2 separate regions of the Mus musculus genome follow, and region 2 is linked to region 1. A link is a loop called in an ENCODE intact Hi-C map of the cell type or tissue named here. Cell type or tissue: left cerebral cortex. All regions are shown on one strand.

Region 1 (8,000 bases):
GTAACGCTATCTATGAGCAGTGCCATGTTAACAGCACCCCTCTCATGGGATGTGAGCTCTTAAGGCCTGTGACTGTCCTCGGTTCTGGTGCCTTCTCCACCAGCCCAGTTTAACTGCCCACCCACAAGGAACCACTTCTCCACAGACGCTTCCTGGTAGCTGCTTGGTGGTATGAGGGCACCAGGAGACAATACTGTTTTGTACACATCCCTAAATATCTGAGAGATTGCTCCCCTTCTTCATGGTTCATGGCAGACATAGTTGCCTAGAGATGTCAGCATTACACCCTTAAAAATCCAAAGTGTGGCAAAGCCGAGACCAGTCACCAGGGGAGATGAGAACAGTCACTAGGGAAGATTCCTCAAACTGAGTAAAATAGCAAAGATGGAGCCTGGAAGGTTCTAAACAGACAAGGAGTCACTGGCAGGTCACTGTGTCTGAACACGTAGACAAGCAGAACGCTCATTAAGACTTGTGTGTGCTGAGCATCTCCAGGCAGTAAGAATAACTTTGTATTGTGCACAGCTTATCTCTGCTGCATAGAGTTGCATGATTAGATCAGATTGTGAGCCCGTAATACCAGCAAGCTGGCATCTGCTTGTCTTTGTACTTGTGAGAGCATCAAGCTAACACTCACGGAACCATCCTGAGTGCACAGGATCTCCATAGCGGCACCATGGACACCACGGAGAATCACTGATAAGGGGATGAAATATTAATGCCTTACAATATCTGATATCACTATTTCTTCCAAATGTCCCAGGAGGTCCTAATATGCTGTCAAGACCGGGACTGTGGAGCTGAATATGAACTGGGATTCAACATCTCTGCACGAGCTGTGACTAGGGATGGCGAATAAAGGCAGATGCTCTTGGAGTCCAAAGTGAGAGGTTACATCCTGACTCTGACTTCACACAGTCCCGTGGCTTTGAACAAGTCACTTCATTTCTCCAAGCCTGTTTGCTTAAACAAACAGCGTGTCTTCTATCCTTCTATCAAAGGATAATAAAGAGTTCCCTGAAAGCCTTACTTTGGCTTTCTTGGTATTAGGCCATATCCATAAAATGCCTCACATACAATTAAGAGCTATAATACAGCCAGCAAGAGGCACCATTGCTAACAATACCTCTTTGTGGTGCACGGGCTCTTAGGGCCTCCTGTTGTCCTTGGTTTCAAGCCTTTCCCCACAGCCCCCAGCTTATAACTCCCCCTCCCCACAGAACTATTTCACCCCAGTTGCATCTTCTTATCCATTTAATGTTATATGAAGCCACCTTCCTAGCCCACCAACCATTCTGGTTTTAAATCTAGACTTAAAATGTGCAGGTTTCTAAACATTTGAGAGAATGCTCCCCTTTCTTCATGTTTCATGGCAGACATAGTTACCTAGAGATGTCAGGTGACGATGTCAGCTCTTAAGTACCTAAAGTATGGCAAAACTGAGAACAGCCACCAGGGAGAATCCCTCATACTGACTGAGAGTATAGAAGACAGAGCTTGGAAGATTCCGTAGCAGACAGAGTCATTAGCAGGTCACTAAGTCTGAACAGATACACAAGCCAGAACCCTGCCTGCTGAGGGTTCACGCATCGTCAAAGAGACAAAGTGCAGAGAACTGGAAGGACCTGGACACTTTCTCAAATTTTCCATGTCCCACTGAAGGCCAATTTTTGTGAGTGTGCTAATACAATTCTTCATAAGGACACGCTTTGAGCCCAGTGTCTCACAACACAAAAATCTGCTCTGTTCCCAAAGCACCTATGTGCTGAATCCAGACAATTTGCATTTAAGACTTCTCACAACTCTTCTCTCTTCCTACCTGCAGCTAAGTCTGCACGTGACATACCTGATAGGCGCCTATGGTGTCTGTAAAAACCAATATACCATGCATATTAATTGTAAAAACCCAGTATTGCTAAGACGGTCATTTCCATTAAGTTGGTCAGTGAATACCAACCAATCAAACAGCCAACTTCTGTTTTCTTAGTAAAAATTGGTCAACCTACTCTAAAATTAGCATGGGGATACAAAAGATTAAGACTAACCAAAATAATCCTGAAGAGAAAAATATAGAATGAGAGGATTTTCTCTAGCCCCTGAGTTCCCAACACTTCTTCCCAACGGAGCCCTGCCTCGAGCACAGACACCTGTCTGGAATCCTGAAGCCTGATTTTGCTAACCACTTACTGTGCACACACATAAAGCATCATAAGAGTGAGCAGGGTTTCCACTGAAATGCTGAAGGACAGACAGCCTTCCTCCATCTGCAGCCCAGGGTCCCTTCCTGTGAGACTCATCTCTTGGGCGTTCCTAAGTACTTTCTCCCAGACCTGAGGAAGATCCAAATTCTTCACTTCTAACAACCTTCCCTTTCTGGCTAACTGGAACATGCTCTAAAATGTTATATTACACACACACACACACACACACACACACACACACACTCCCTTGGAAGCAACAAGATTTTGACAATATTAAAGGAGGAAGCCTTACTTTCTCCGGTGGGTGGTTAGCTATGACGGTTGTAGCCCTTTTGGTAAATATGTTTGTTGAGTAAATATTGTTATACTCTTTTGCAGGTTCTTCACCATCTCTTAAGTCAAGCGCACAGCGGGTACCATTCAAAGACTCAATCGGCGCACAGGCCTCGTGGGTGTAATAGTCTTCACTGCCTAGGAGGTATCCTGCAAGAAGAATGGGAGAAGAAACAGTCGGCATGGCAGAAAGCTTGTTAGGCAAACGAATGTTCCAGCAGTTAATTGCCTAATGCAACTGATTGCCCATGACGAGGCTAATCAAATGACAGGGCTAATCAGGGTTCTCTTCTTAACATCTCTATATTTGTTAGAGACACCACTGAAATGGCACTACATGGAAATCCAAGGCCCTTCCTCACTTGAGTCTTTTAGAGCATCTGTTCTCGCTTGTCAACTCTTTATACATGGTTGATCTGTGGGAAAAGGTTTTTAGAAATCAGAGTTTAAGTTCAGGAAGCAACCAGATGCTAATTCTTTAAAATTGCCTAAGAAAAAAGATAACGCACCACTAATGTGTTACAAGGTTTTACTTGTAAAATACTAAAAACAGGGTTCAGATCGTGTCATTTGTTGCTACTGAGGTTGGGAGATGGATTTCTGTGGTTATTTATGGACGGGGCCTTTGCCGGAGTTATATTTAGTCAAATGCTGACACCCACTGGTGGAAAAATATAAACCTTTCCTAATACAAGCTCTCTATCCCAGCTGAGCAGCCCCAGAGATCAAAGAGCAGCATTCTGTCTAGACTGTGAACCTTGCCCCGCTGCTCAGAGATGCAGTGCTTACTGAGCCCAGTGGCCTGTCAACTCCCCTGTTTCTAGAGCCCAGATCCCATAACAAAGAGGAAAGCACAGGAGAAACAGAAACGCCCCAACTAATCGTTGTTCTGCAAGTGATCGTGTTTTGAAAATGTGAAAATAAGCTGGGCTGCATATTATGATTAAATTGACAGACTTGCTCAGAAAAGGCCAATCAACAGAGGGCAGAAAGTGGTTAGTGACGGATGGCCCAGGGCTCTGGTTGCCTGGAGGCCCGTGATGACTGCTCATGGGATTTGGTTTCTTTTTGTGACATACATGTGTGTGTGTGTGTGTGTGTGTGTGTGTGTGTGTGGTTTCCTACAACTGAATTGTGGTGATAATGGCACAATCTCTCACATTGTTTAAAAATCGCTAAATTAAATACGTTAATTGGGTAAACTGTATAGTATATGAATTATACCCTAATAAAGCTATTAAAAAGAAATAAACTTTGATGAGCTCTTAGCTATATTCTTAAATATATTCCCTTTTAGTCTTAAAATGATGAAAAATGGGCCTAGCTCTTTCCTTTCTCATGAATTTTGTATACAGTGACAATTAAAGAGTCTTATACAGCTTATGTAATAATTCAATTGATTTTAGATTAACTATTTTTCATGATCAAATAAGTTCAAGGTCCTGAATATAATTAGTATATGACATCAACATAACTTATTGTGTGATTTTATCTATATTTATAGGAAATAAATCCAACATATTTACTACTTAATATGGAATAGAAAAAATTGTATTCACAAAAAAAATAATTTCAGGGCTGGTGAGATGGCTCAATGAGGAAAGGTGCTTGCCACCAAACCTAACAACCTTAGTCTGATCCCTGCGATCCACACAGAGGAAGAAGAGAACGGACTCCTGAAAGCTGTCCTGACTCAGACCTCTACACGTTTGTGTTCTCTCTCTCTCCCTCCCCCTCTCTCTCTCTCTCTCTCTCTCACGCACACGCACGCGCACGCACGCGCGCGCGCGCGCACACACACACACACACACACACACACAAATAACTACCTCAACCTTACCTTGGTGATTAGAGTGATCAAGCCAGTAGTTTGGGTTTTTAACATCTACTTAGTATTAGAATTTGGAGAGAACACTTCACACTCCTTTCCATTAATATAAACTATCACTGGGGAAGATATAGGCACAGGATATGTTTGGTTATAGGAACCATAAATATTAAATGATATTAAAAATAGAAGAACTGTAGAGCTAGAACTCAAATACTTGGCCAAACCAGTATAGACAAATAACAAATGTGGGTATTTGTCTATCCAGGTCCAGGGTGAACCTTAATTCTCATACAAGAATATGACTTCTGCCCTTTATGTAAAGTTTTTAGTGTGTGTGTGTGTGTGTGTGTGTGTGTGCACATGTGCATTGGTCAAAGGACAACCCTGACATCATTGCCAGGAGCTATTCCCATTGTTTTTGGAGACATGTTCTCTCCTGGTTTGGCATTTAGGCTAAGCTGCCTGGACAGTGAGCCCCAGGGATGCCCCCACCTCCACTGTCCTTGAGCCTGGAGCCTGGACTCAAAGCTTAGATGATACCCAGCTTTTTTTACTCAGGTTCTAGGGATCAAATCAAGGTCACTGCTGCAACTACTGTACTGAGTGAGCTCTTGCCCCCCTGTCCAACCACCTAGGCTGCTAAGCATGCAACTTGGATTTTAATAAAGATTCTAAATATCCACAGTCTATCAGAGGACAGATATCAATTCATCCTGCATGAAAAAAGTTCCCAAGGCACAGGCCATTCCTCTAGATCTTCGAAGATGTTAATCAGTGAAGGCTGATTTCTAACAGCCATTCAAGGACACTGAAGACTTATTTAGACTCAGCTAGAAATAATGTCACGGCTGGCCAGTGGTGCTGCAATGCCACGGGTGGAGAGGGACACACATGCTCTCCTGGCTGACTTCTTTGCATCTTGACCTCAGCTTTAGGGCTAAGTGCTTGGCCGCATGGGTTCAGGGCAGATGCAGATCCGCTCCTTTGCACTGAATTTGGCCTTACCTTGCTTGGAAACAGATTCCTAAAAACAATCTACAAGAAAGCCATCACTTTTTTATTAGAGTTAAGCACCGAGACCCTACCCCCACCCCCACCCCTTTACCTTCTCCCAAAGGGGAAGTTCCTCTGACTGCTGCGAACTGGAAGAAGCTTTGCTCTTCCCTAATACCTACTGTACCCTTGTGATACACACTCCTGCATATTCTTCCCTCCCTCCTCCTCCCTCCTCCTCCTCCCTCCCTCCCTCCCTCTTCCTTTCCAACATAAGAAGTCTCCCATCTTAGATGTGGAGTGCTCCCAGAGCCATGCATCTATAGTGCATTTAAATTATAGCATGTCTTACTGGTTGCTCCAATTGTGTTATTCTATTTAGATGCTTTATGTTAAGTACGCATTCAGTTTGGAAGAAGCAGATGGCAGGAGGAAGGTTACTAAGTAGCTGGGCAGAAATATAGCTCAATAGAAAAAGACCCTAACAGAAAGATACACAGTTAGTGGCACTTTAAGCCTATTGTAAACTCTGCCTTAATTAGAATAACCTAACTAAATTAAGGCAGAGTTTACAATAGGCTTAAAGTGTCATGTTTTAAAACAAACTTCAGGTTTCATATTTATTTCAGAGGGTTCTCTTGTTATTGTTTGGTTAGTTCCTTGTACCATTTTTTCTGTTGTTGTTATTAATTTTTTTAAATCGATCTTCTCCAACCTAGTAATTTTGGAAGCAGAGCTCCTAGGTGGGAGAAGATGCCCAGGTAAGGTGAGCTAGTCTTCCCCTGGAGAACACAGTCCATAGGGGGAAAATATGTGAACTTCAATATAGGTAAGAACATTCTAGAGCGCACAGTGGTCTCTGACATAAATGTCCCTAACACTCTTCCTTAGCGCTCTGGCTAAGCCCCCCCCCCCCCCCCCCCGTCTTGCTGTGGGCGCGCATGCCCAGAGTACGCTCAGCACAGAGCTGGCTTATGGGGATAACAGCCGAAAGCAGCTCCACTATGGTGCTGCCTGATTTACTGTGTTCAGGTTTCTGGTCATTTTGTTTGATGATACTTGGGTGTTATTTTATGAGCTGGCTGTAGTAGATCTGTGTTGTTAAAGAAATGTGTGCATGTCCATTACCGAAGTAGGTATCGAATCCTCGGCGTGTCGGCAGACATTCTTTCCGGTACATCCCCAGGTGCCATTTCCCGACCATGTGCGTAGCATAGCCTGCTTCCTTTAAAAGCTGGGGCAGGAGTTTTTCGTCTAGGGGAACACAGCTGGGCTGACAGGTCATGATGAGGTAATGCTGTAAGCCCAAATGGATCTTAAAGAGATAAACACAAAACTGGGGATTAGTGCCCGTGATATAGCACGAAGGAGAAAATAAAGTAGCCGCCTAAGTCACGGGACAGATCTGCGGGTCTGGATGCTTAGGCGTATTCTGAAAAGCCGATTCCTCAGTGATACAAATCGAATTTGAACGTATGAATAAAACCATTTCAATAAACCAATATTTTCAACAAATATTTATCAAATACTACACCAGGAACCAATAATTTATTTTATCAAAGGAAAGGATTCCAAAACCACTGCATGTAAAAGTTGAAATCTGTTAGAAGAAACATCTCTATTCTTTGAGGACTTGGTAGTTTTTTGGAAAGTCTTATTTAACAGTACGACGAAACTGGTGGCTTGTGTTTCTTACTCAACTTTGCATAAACCATAATCTGAAAAGACACTGGCCTTTTCTAAAAAGCATTCCACTGACTGGTGCTTGGGAGTTTATTTTGCTCACAGACTGACTATAGTCTGTCCCGGAGTGGTGCTGAGGCAGGAACGGAAGCAGAGGCCACAGACAAACACCACTTCCTGGCTGCTTTCTCAGGCTTGTTCAGCTACCTTTCTTACAGAGGTCTAGGGCCACCTGTCTAAGGATGGCACTGTCCACAGAAGGACCAATGCTACACCAATTAGCAATTAAGAAAATGGCCCCACAGGCCAGTGGAGGCAATGAGTCGGCTGAGGTTCCCTCTTCTCCAGTATATCAAGCTAGCCACCAAGCTTCACCATCATCTTCCTCCCTCCCAATGCTCTGCTTCCTCGGAGACCACAGCCTTCCAGAGATCTCTCACCCTCTTGAGCCACTTCCCAGTATGTGTTTTGTATATGACTATCAAATACAGTGCACACTGGAACTTCAAATCTACAGTTCCACTGGAACTAACTAAATGCACGGTTAGCACTGATTTTCTCAAACTTAAATTGCTGACTAGTCAAACCACATAGACTCACAGACTTGCATTTGGCTCAGTTTTCTTTAATTTTCATTATTTTTTAATCTTATCTACGTGGGGGGAGGGTGTGCCCATGATGCAATGATGCAATGACTGCAGAAGAAGCCCATGGGCTGCCTTAAATGCTAAAGTATGATAAACTCACTACCATGGTCTCACAGGTACAGTTACACATCAAAGTGGATCGACTTCCATGCTTAGAGTCTGTGCAGTTTATTACGTGTTAGTCATGTCAATGAAGCTGTTTACAATAAAAGTCTACTTCTGTAGAGACTCCTCTCTCAGCACTAACTGGGCACACAGTGGGGATGTCCCAGAGACCTTCTAGGCACCTTCCTAGGTTCATGTTCTGTCTCT
Region 2 (8,000 bases), 570 kb before region 1:
AATGCCTTCTTCTGGCCTCCGTGGGTACGATACAAACCCACACACCAACACAAGTAAGTAAAAAGTGAAAAACTAAAATAATAATTAGTGATTCTACATAAAAAGAGTGGTTCTCCTTACAAAGGCTGGGGCAAAAAAAAAAACCTGAAATGATCTTAAAGTAAACACAAAAGGAAAAGAAGCTCTTTCAGAGTAACTTTGAAAGTAGAGCAAAGGAACTGGGTGTGATAGGCCACACCTATAAATCCAAGCATGCAAGAGCCTAAGGCAGGGACTGCAAGTTTGAGGCCAGCCTGGGCTACATAGTAAGATCCTATCTCAAAAGACAAACGTTTTTTCTCTTTTTTTTTGTTTGTTTTTTTGTTTGTTTGTTTGTTTGTTTTTCGAGACAGGGTTTCTCTGTATAGCCCTGGCTGTCTTGGAACTCACTTTGTAGACCAGGCTGGCCTAGAACTCAGAAATCCGCCTGCCTCTGCCTCCCGAGTGCTGGGATTAAAGGCATGCGCCACCACGCCCGGCTAAGACAAACGTTTTTAACCGGCGCTCAGGAGAGATTAAGTGGCCACTTCCAGAACAGGAGTCTGCTGCTTCCTACACACTTAGCTCTATCAGGCTGCAGCTCAGTAGCCAGTGTTTCAACTCCTGAAAGCTTCAAGGTCATATAGTAGCTATGCAAGAGCCTAAGGCAGGGACTACAAGTTTGAGGCCAGCCTGGGCTACATAGTAAGATCCTATCTCAAAAGACAAACGTTTTTTCTCTCTCTTTTTTTTTTTTTTTTTTTTTTTTTTTTTCGAGACAGGGTTTCTCTGTATAGCCCTGGCTGTCTTGGAACTTTCAAGTTTTAAACTTTTGGTGAGCTGTATGCATTCCCTAAAAATAGCATTGATTTCAAGTAGTTAATAGCATATGCAAACAAACACATTAAAGAAAGAACAGAGATGATAATGTCTAGCTAGGTTCAAATTCTGACAGCTTTGTGACCTTGGGCAAATTAACCAACTGGACTCCAATTTCCTCACCCATAATGTGGAATCAGAGAAGCACCAGTAACAGCCCACTAAGGACGGAGGACCAGGGATGGAGCTCGGAGGCAGAGCACTTACCTAAGCAAAGCTCCAGCAATGTAGAAACACACTGCAGATGATAATTATGAATACCCATGCACAAGCATTCAATGTTAGCTCCTTGTAACTCAACTCTAACATCAACTGCACTAGAAAGCCATGCATTCTTCCCAAATCAGGCCCAAGCTTTTACATGATCTAAAAGAAAAGGAAAAAACACCTCAGATGCTTACGCGTCAGAAAGGCTGACTAAGTGTACCCCAAGTCACAGGCAAATTCAACAACTGAGACCTTCTACTGAGGGAAATGTGGAGTTACCAAAAACTCCTTGTTGGATCAATCAGTCACACAAATGCACACAAAGACAGAAGACATCTATTATGTTTTACACTTTCATATCCTGAAAATAATGAACACAAAGATAATTAATATGCTTTATACAAGATGTTAATCAATAGAGTCAAATCTTAATCTCAATTTCAGCTACTAGCACCTGGGAGGCAGAGGCAGGAGAATGGCAAGTTCCAGTTTGAGGCCAACCTGAGCTACAGAACAAGATTGTCTCTAACCACCTTCCCCACCAATTATTATTTTAGTTACACCTCTTAATATCCATAAAACTATCAACCAAGTTTCCTTACCTTAAGTGGGTAGAATCTAGTGATAGTCTATTATGTTTTACTATACTGCGTAACAATAAGAGAACAAAAATTTAAAAAGAATGTGTAATGGCATGGTGGTGTGTGCACTGGAGTAGCAGAGGCAGGAGGATTTCTCTGAGTTTCAGGCTAGCCTGCTCTACCTAGTGAGTTCCAGGCCAGCCAAGGTTACACAGTGAGACCCTGTCAGAAAGAAAAGGGAGGGGAACGACAAATAATCTAAGTTGTCATAATTCTGTACATTTATCCACAGCCCATCAACACGCCAAAATGTAAAACCCAAACTAAAACAGAACCCGCTAAGGATGTTTTCAATTCTTGGCGGTATTTGACGCGAACCATAAGTAACTTTTTACAAAAATCAGTATACACGGTTGGTGCTTATTTTTAAAATTCATACTATTTGTAAAGAACTAGAACTGGGTTTGGTTCACAACAACACTCTATTTAAATATTATCTCAGTGCTTCAGTGGGGGCGGGGAAGTACCCTGGTGCAAAGATCATCACATGAAAAACGCCAAAGGTGGTAGAAAAAATAAGTTTGTCATTTATACAAAACCCCCAAACCACCGCTTAGTCCCTACATTATAGGGTCCCAATAAGCAGCAGGCCCACTCCCCACTCCCTTCCCCAAATACCCTCGTCACCTTTAAATAAATGACTTTCTCGAGGTCTGATCCTGTAGACCTCAAATTCACTAGAAGTTCAAAATTCAAACTCCTGTGCGCAGCCCAGATCAACTCAGTCAACGGTTTGGGAAGTGGAACCTCGGCTCACCAACTGGTTTGCTTTTTCCCCCCCACACACACCAAAGTTTGAAGACCACAGGCGCCGCCTTGGGCGTCCCCAGACGTCCCCAACAAGCCCCGCACCCGGCGGGGCCACCCCCACCCACCCACCCACCGACCCACCGCAGCGGGGGCGGCAGGGAGGTTCCCCAGGAACCGAGAGCAGCCCGGGCGGCCGCCTCGCGTCCCGGCAGCGCTCCCGCACCCCGAACCCCGGTCCTCACTTCTTCCAATCGCTGCTGAAGAGGCCGAAGGCGCCCGAGGGAGAGATGGTCGAGGTGGCCTCCTGCCCGAGCTCCGCCGCCTCCCCTCCTCCCGACTGCTCGTTGTAGGCGAAACTGTTGCTAGACATCGCGGGCGGTGCTGGCCAGCAGGCGGGTGCGGGAGAGAGCGTGCGGGGTCCTCTACGGATGGCTGGCGTTCGGAGGACACCGAACCAAACTAGTTCTGGGGCGGAGGGGGCGCGCGCCGGCGCTTCCGGGCTCGTCACTGCTCCGGCTGACCGGGCGGCCCACCCCCTGCGCGTGCGCACTGTGTCCGTGCGGGCCCGCGCCTGCCGCTCCCGGTGCGCTAGATTGTCGCGCTCCGGGTGTTAGGGGCTGCCGGGAAGCTACACTCGGGACCCTTAACAGGAAGCTGGGGTTTTGCACCGGGTCAGCCGGAGAGTCGTGGGCACGTAAAGAACTGGATATGAGGCCCTTGGATGCGTTTTGGTGGAGGAGATCTCAGATCCTCCAGGGTTCGTTGCTTCTCTTCTGCTGTCCACTGATCGCTCCCCGATGGCTCCTGAAACGCGGTGCACAGGTCGGAAGAACTTGGCTTCAGCGGCCACAAGCTCTCAGCCCTCGAGGCTGGCTTCCGCCCCTCTCACAGCCAGAGTGGCCTGACGTTCTAGACGTGAAAGCTCCTCCTTCGGAGGAGGCTTTCAGGATCTGCGCGGAGGCGATCATCCGCCTGCAAGCTTTGCCTAAGTTTTTCCTGGGGCCCGAGGTTCTTACTTGAAGTTCGAGGCTTGCGTCCTGCCCGCAGTCAGCTGCCGCGAGCTAAGCCTGGGCCAGAAGCTGGAGTGCGCTCTCCTCCGAGCGCCGCCTGCTTCCACTCTTGGGCAAGTGGCTTTCCAACAACACCTAAGCAGCAAGATGGGATGGTTTCTGGCTGCAGAACTGCAACCCTTCTGTCCCGGGCAGCTTTCCAAGAGGACCCTCACCAGCCTCCCTGGTGACTACCGTTCCTTCGTTCCTCTTTCCCTACACATGCGGTCCAGAAAGGACTGAATACCTGCAGCCCTGCAGCAAATCACCAAAACCCAAGGGTAGCACCAGGCAAACACCAAGGTCCCACCAAGATTTCTCGACTTGACTGAAAGATTGCGTTGTCTCTCGGAAAACACGCTCCTCCTTAGTGCTAGGAGAGAGAGGAGCAATCAGCCTCCAAACTGACCAAACGTTGGCGGTTAATTAGCTTTTCAATACACCTATCCAGACAGTGTTCGAGCATCGCAAATATGTTTCTTCCCAGTGTTGATGATATTGATAGATTTGTAGAATCTCTCCTACGACTGACTGATCGATGGTGATGATACATAACAAGGTGTTATATGATGCTTAGCTTATACCCCAGACACTATACTAAGTGGTGTGCATGGATAAATTCATTTACTACGGGAAGACACTAGGCTTTGCTTATTTTGTCAAGTAATGACAATGTGAACACATCCTCAGTACAAAATATACCTGAGTATATAATTGTTTTTATTTTGGAATGTAAACGCTTTTACTAGATATTCTAAATTGCTCTCCTACCATTTACGTATGAGAGGGATTTCCTCACATTCTCATAATTTTGTCATAATGTGATATAGATTTTTGTGTTCTAATTAATTTTTATATTCATGTTGATAATGAATATGATTATCTTTCATGTGAGTTTTTTTTTCACATGGACATGTTAATCCAATTTATCTTGAATAGTTCATTTTCTTTTTATTATTATTTTATTAGGTATTTTCTTTTTTTTAAGATTTATTTATTTATTATATGTAAGTACACTGTAGCTGTCTTCAGACACTCCAAAAGAGGGCATCAGATTTCGTTACGGATGGTTGTGAGCCACCACATGGTTGCTGGGATTTGAACTTGGGACCTTTGGAAGAGCAGTCAGCACTCTTAACCACTGAGCCATCTCACCAGCCCAGATATTTTCTTTATTTACATTTCAAATGCTATCCCGAAAGTTCCCTATACCCCCCCAGAGGCCCCCCCCCCCCGTCCTGCTCCCCTACCCACCCACAATAGTTCATTTTCTTATGGAAAGGGTTTATTTTGTTTTTAGAGACAGGGTCTCACTCTGTAGTCCTGCCTGGCTTCGAACTTGCAATCCTCCTGCCTTAACTTTCCAATGTTGTGACTATAGCCACGCACCAGCACACCCCACTTGAAAAGGGCCCATTCTCAAGTTTCATTCTTTAAACAAGCTGCTTTATTTTCATTGGTTGTTTTGTTTTCATACAGACTCATGTAAACAGTTGACCTATACTTTGGAAAGTTGTTGGGGAAGTCTTGGTTTATTTTGTTTACCTTGTCCTTCGATGGTGTGGGGTATCAAGGCTGTATGATTCTCAAGAAACATTACTGAGTACTTATTTTCTTCCTCCTTCCTCGAATATTTTATATAAGATATAAAGCCTGTGTTCCTTAGAAAAACATAAAATTTTCTCTCTGTGTGTCTTAGTTTCTATGGCTTCGATGGAACACCATGACCAAAGCAAGGTGGGAAGGAAAGGGCTGATTTATTTGACTTATGCTTCCATATCACTGTCCATCATTGAAGGAAGTCAGGACAAGAACTCACACAGGAAGCTGGAGGCAGGAGCTGATACAGAGGCCATGGAGGAGTGCTGCTTACTGGCTTGCTCCCCATTGCTTGCTCTGCCTGCTTTCTTATGGAACGTAAGACCACCAGCCAGGCATGGCACCACCCACAAAAAATTAGGCCTACATCAATCACTACTTAAGAAAATGCCCCATACAGCAGCTGTTCTCAACCTGTGGGTCACAAGTCCTGCAGGTGTTGCTTATCAGATATTTACAAATATGATTCATAACAGTAGCAAATTTCAGTTATGAAGTAGTAACAAAATGATTTGATGATCGCGGTGTACTGGCTGGTTTTGTGTGTCAACTTGACACAGCTGGGGTTATCCCAGAGAAGGGAGCTTCAGTTGAGGAAATGCCTCCATGAGATCCAGCTGTAAGGCATTTTCTCAGTTAGTGATCAAGGGGGAAAGGCCCCTTGTGGGTGGGACCATCTGGGGGCTGGTAGTCTTGGTTCTTTAAGAGAGCAGGCTGAGCAAGCCAGGGGAAACAAGCCAGTAAAGAACATCCCTCCATGGCCTCTGCATCCACTCCTGCTTCCTGACCTGCTTAAGTTCTGGTCATGACTTACTTTGGTGATGAACAGCAACATGAAGTGTTGGCTGAATAAACCCTTTCCTCCCCATCTTGTTCTTGGTCATGATCTTTGTGCAGGAATAGAAACCCTGACTAAGACAGCATGCAAACTTTATTTTGCATAAGTTATAAACTTGAAAAAGCAGAAATCTGAATAAACTAACTATTAAGAAAAAAAAAAAAAACTTTAAAAATTCATCAAAAATCTGCCGCCAAATGTCCTAGGCCAGGGGAGAGTTGCAAAGAGGGCTCATCAGCTGACAGTACTTGCTGCATAGTTAAGGGGACCAGAGTTTGTATCCCAGCACCCATATCACAAGCCAAGTGTCCAGCACATGGCTATAGCACTGGTTCTGACCTAGGCAGAGGAAGGAATTGGGGCTTGCTGGTTTCAAACCTTGCTGAGAAAACCAAGCTCCAAGTTGGAAAAAGACCTTACCAAAAGAAACTAGGCAGAAAGTGATAAAGAAGAGCACCCACCTTCTTTTTCTGGGCCAGCCTGGTATACGGAGCAAGCACCACACCTTAAAACAAACACAACAAACAAACAGCCGGCAGTGTTGACACATGTTTTTAATCTCAGCATTCAGGAGGCAGAGGCAGGAGAATCTCTATGAGTTCAAGGCCAGCCTAGATGAGTTCCAGGATTATGTAAGACCACATTTCAAAATTAGATAGATAGATACATAGATAGATCAATAGATAGATAGATAGATAGATAGATAGATAGATAGATAGATAGATAGATATTTGAAGTGACCTTGTTTGAACATTAACTGCTTTAAGTGCTTGCTGGCATAAAGATTTTGCCTCTGTGAGAAAATACTAGCCCAGCTAAGTACAAATAGACGTAGATCCTAAAGTCAGCAGAGAACAAATAGCTATAAATCTTGAGGATGGATAGATAGATAGATAGATAGATAGATAGAAAGATAGAATTAAATAAATTTTGCCTCTATGGTAGAATGTCAGGAATGGTAGTGCACACCTCACCTATAATCTCAGCACTCAGAGACAGTGGTAAGAGAGTAGGAAGTTAGAAGCCAGCTATGTTACATAGTGAGAACGTGGTGATTGATGTTGATTGTCAAGTTGGCAGAACCCAGAGTCGCCTGAGAAGTGAGCTTCCAGGCATGCCTTTGAGGGATTATCTTAACTGCTTTAATTGAGACAGGAAGACTGTGGTTGGTGGTTCCATATCCTGAGTGAGATCCTGAACTATATCACTGGGAGACATCTGAACAGAAATGCTGAGCAATGGCACCCACTGACCACTCTATTTCCTCACTGAGAGTATCACATTACTGTCTTCTTCAAGCCCCTGCTTCCTTGACGTCCCCACTGTAACAGGCTTGTATTCTGGCACTGTGAGTCAAAGTATATCCTCCTCCCTTAAGCTTTTGTTGGGGCATTTTAACACAGCAACAGTGTTGGGGATTGGGTTTATTGCTTCTATTACATTAATTGTGTTGCAAAAAAATTCCTTAGAATTCAACATGTAAGACGCTGGAGGTCCCTGCCTCCAGTTGGTTATAATTGGTAAATAAAGTTGCCTGTGGCTAATAGCTGGTCAGAGACACAGAGACTTTAGTTTTCCCGGGTAAGGAAACCAAGACCTAAAAAGGGAAGTAGACACAATAAAGAAAACCCAAAGTGAGGCAATGCTGGAGATAGAAACCCAAGGAAAGAAATCTGGAACCATGGATGCGAGCATCAGCAACAGAATACAAGAGATGGAAGAGAGAATCTCAGGTGTAGAAGATTCCATAGAGAACATTCCATAGAGAACATAGGCACAACAATCAAAGAAAATACAAAATGCAAAAAGATCCTAACTCAAAACAACCAGGAAATCCAGGACACAATGTGAAGACCAAACCTACGGATAATAGGAGTAGATGAGAATGAAGATTTTCAACTTAAAGGGCCAGCAAATATCTTCAACAAAATTATAGAAGAAAAATTCCCAAACCTAAAGAAAGACATGCCCATGAACATACAAGAAGCCTACAGAACTCCAAATAGACTGGACCAGAAA

The links. Peaks named below come from ENCODE experiments on the same cell type or tissue, not always from the same donor. Only the 100,000 strongest peaks of a DNase experiment are listed, where the experiment ranks them.
Region 2: it touches region 1 in a loop (2.8-fold over the local background); 3 of 42 quality-filtered maps call a loop at or near these places.

What each region holds. Positions count from the first base shown.
Region 1 is chr13:93,788,712-93,796,711 of GRCm38, reverse strand. It overlaps Arsb (arylsulfatase B), which reads right to left. Exons shown (of 8, transcript NM_009712.3): 2 at 6,487-6,673; 3 at 2,494-2,684. It overlaps Mir5624 (microRNA 5624), which reads right to left and starts at 5,935; the gene lies at 5,875-5,935. In left cerebral cortex, a CTCF peak has its summit at 3,204; a DNase peak (open chromatin) is centred at 3,178.
Region 2 is chr13:94,353,969-94,361,968 of GRCm38, reverse strand. It overlaps Ap3b1 (adaptor-related protein complex 3, beta 1 subunit), which reads right to left and starts at 3,009. Exons shown (of 27, transcript NM_009680.3): 1 at 2,738-3,009. The coding sequence starts at 2,865. It overlaps Gm9776 (predicted gene 9776), which reads left to right and starts at 3,046. Exons shown (of 1, transcript NR_045619.1): 1 at 3,046-5,222. In left cerebral cortex, no CTCF peak of the experiment used is centred here; DNase peaks (open chromatin) are centred at 3,010 and 3,391; H3K4me3 peaks cover 2,127 bases; H3K27ac peaks cover 1,376 bases.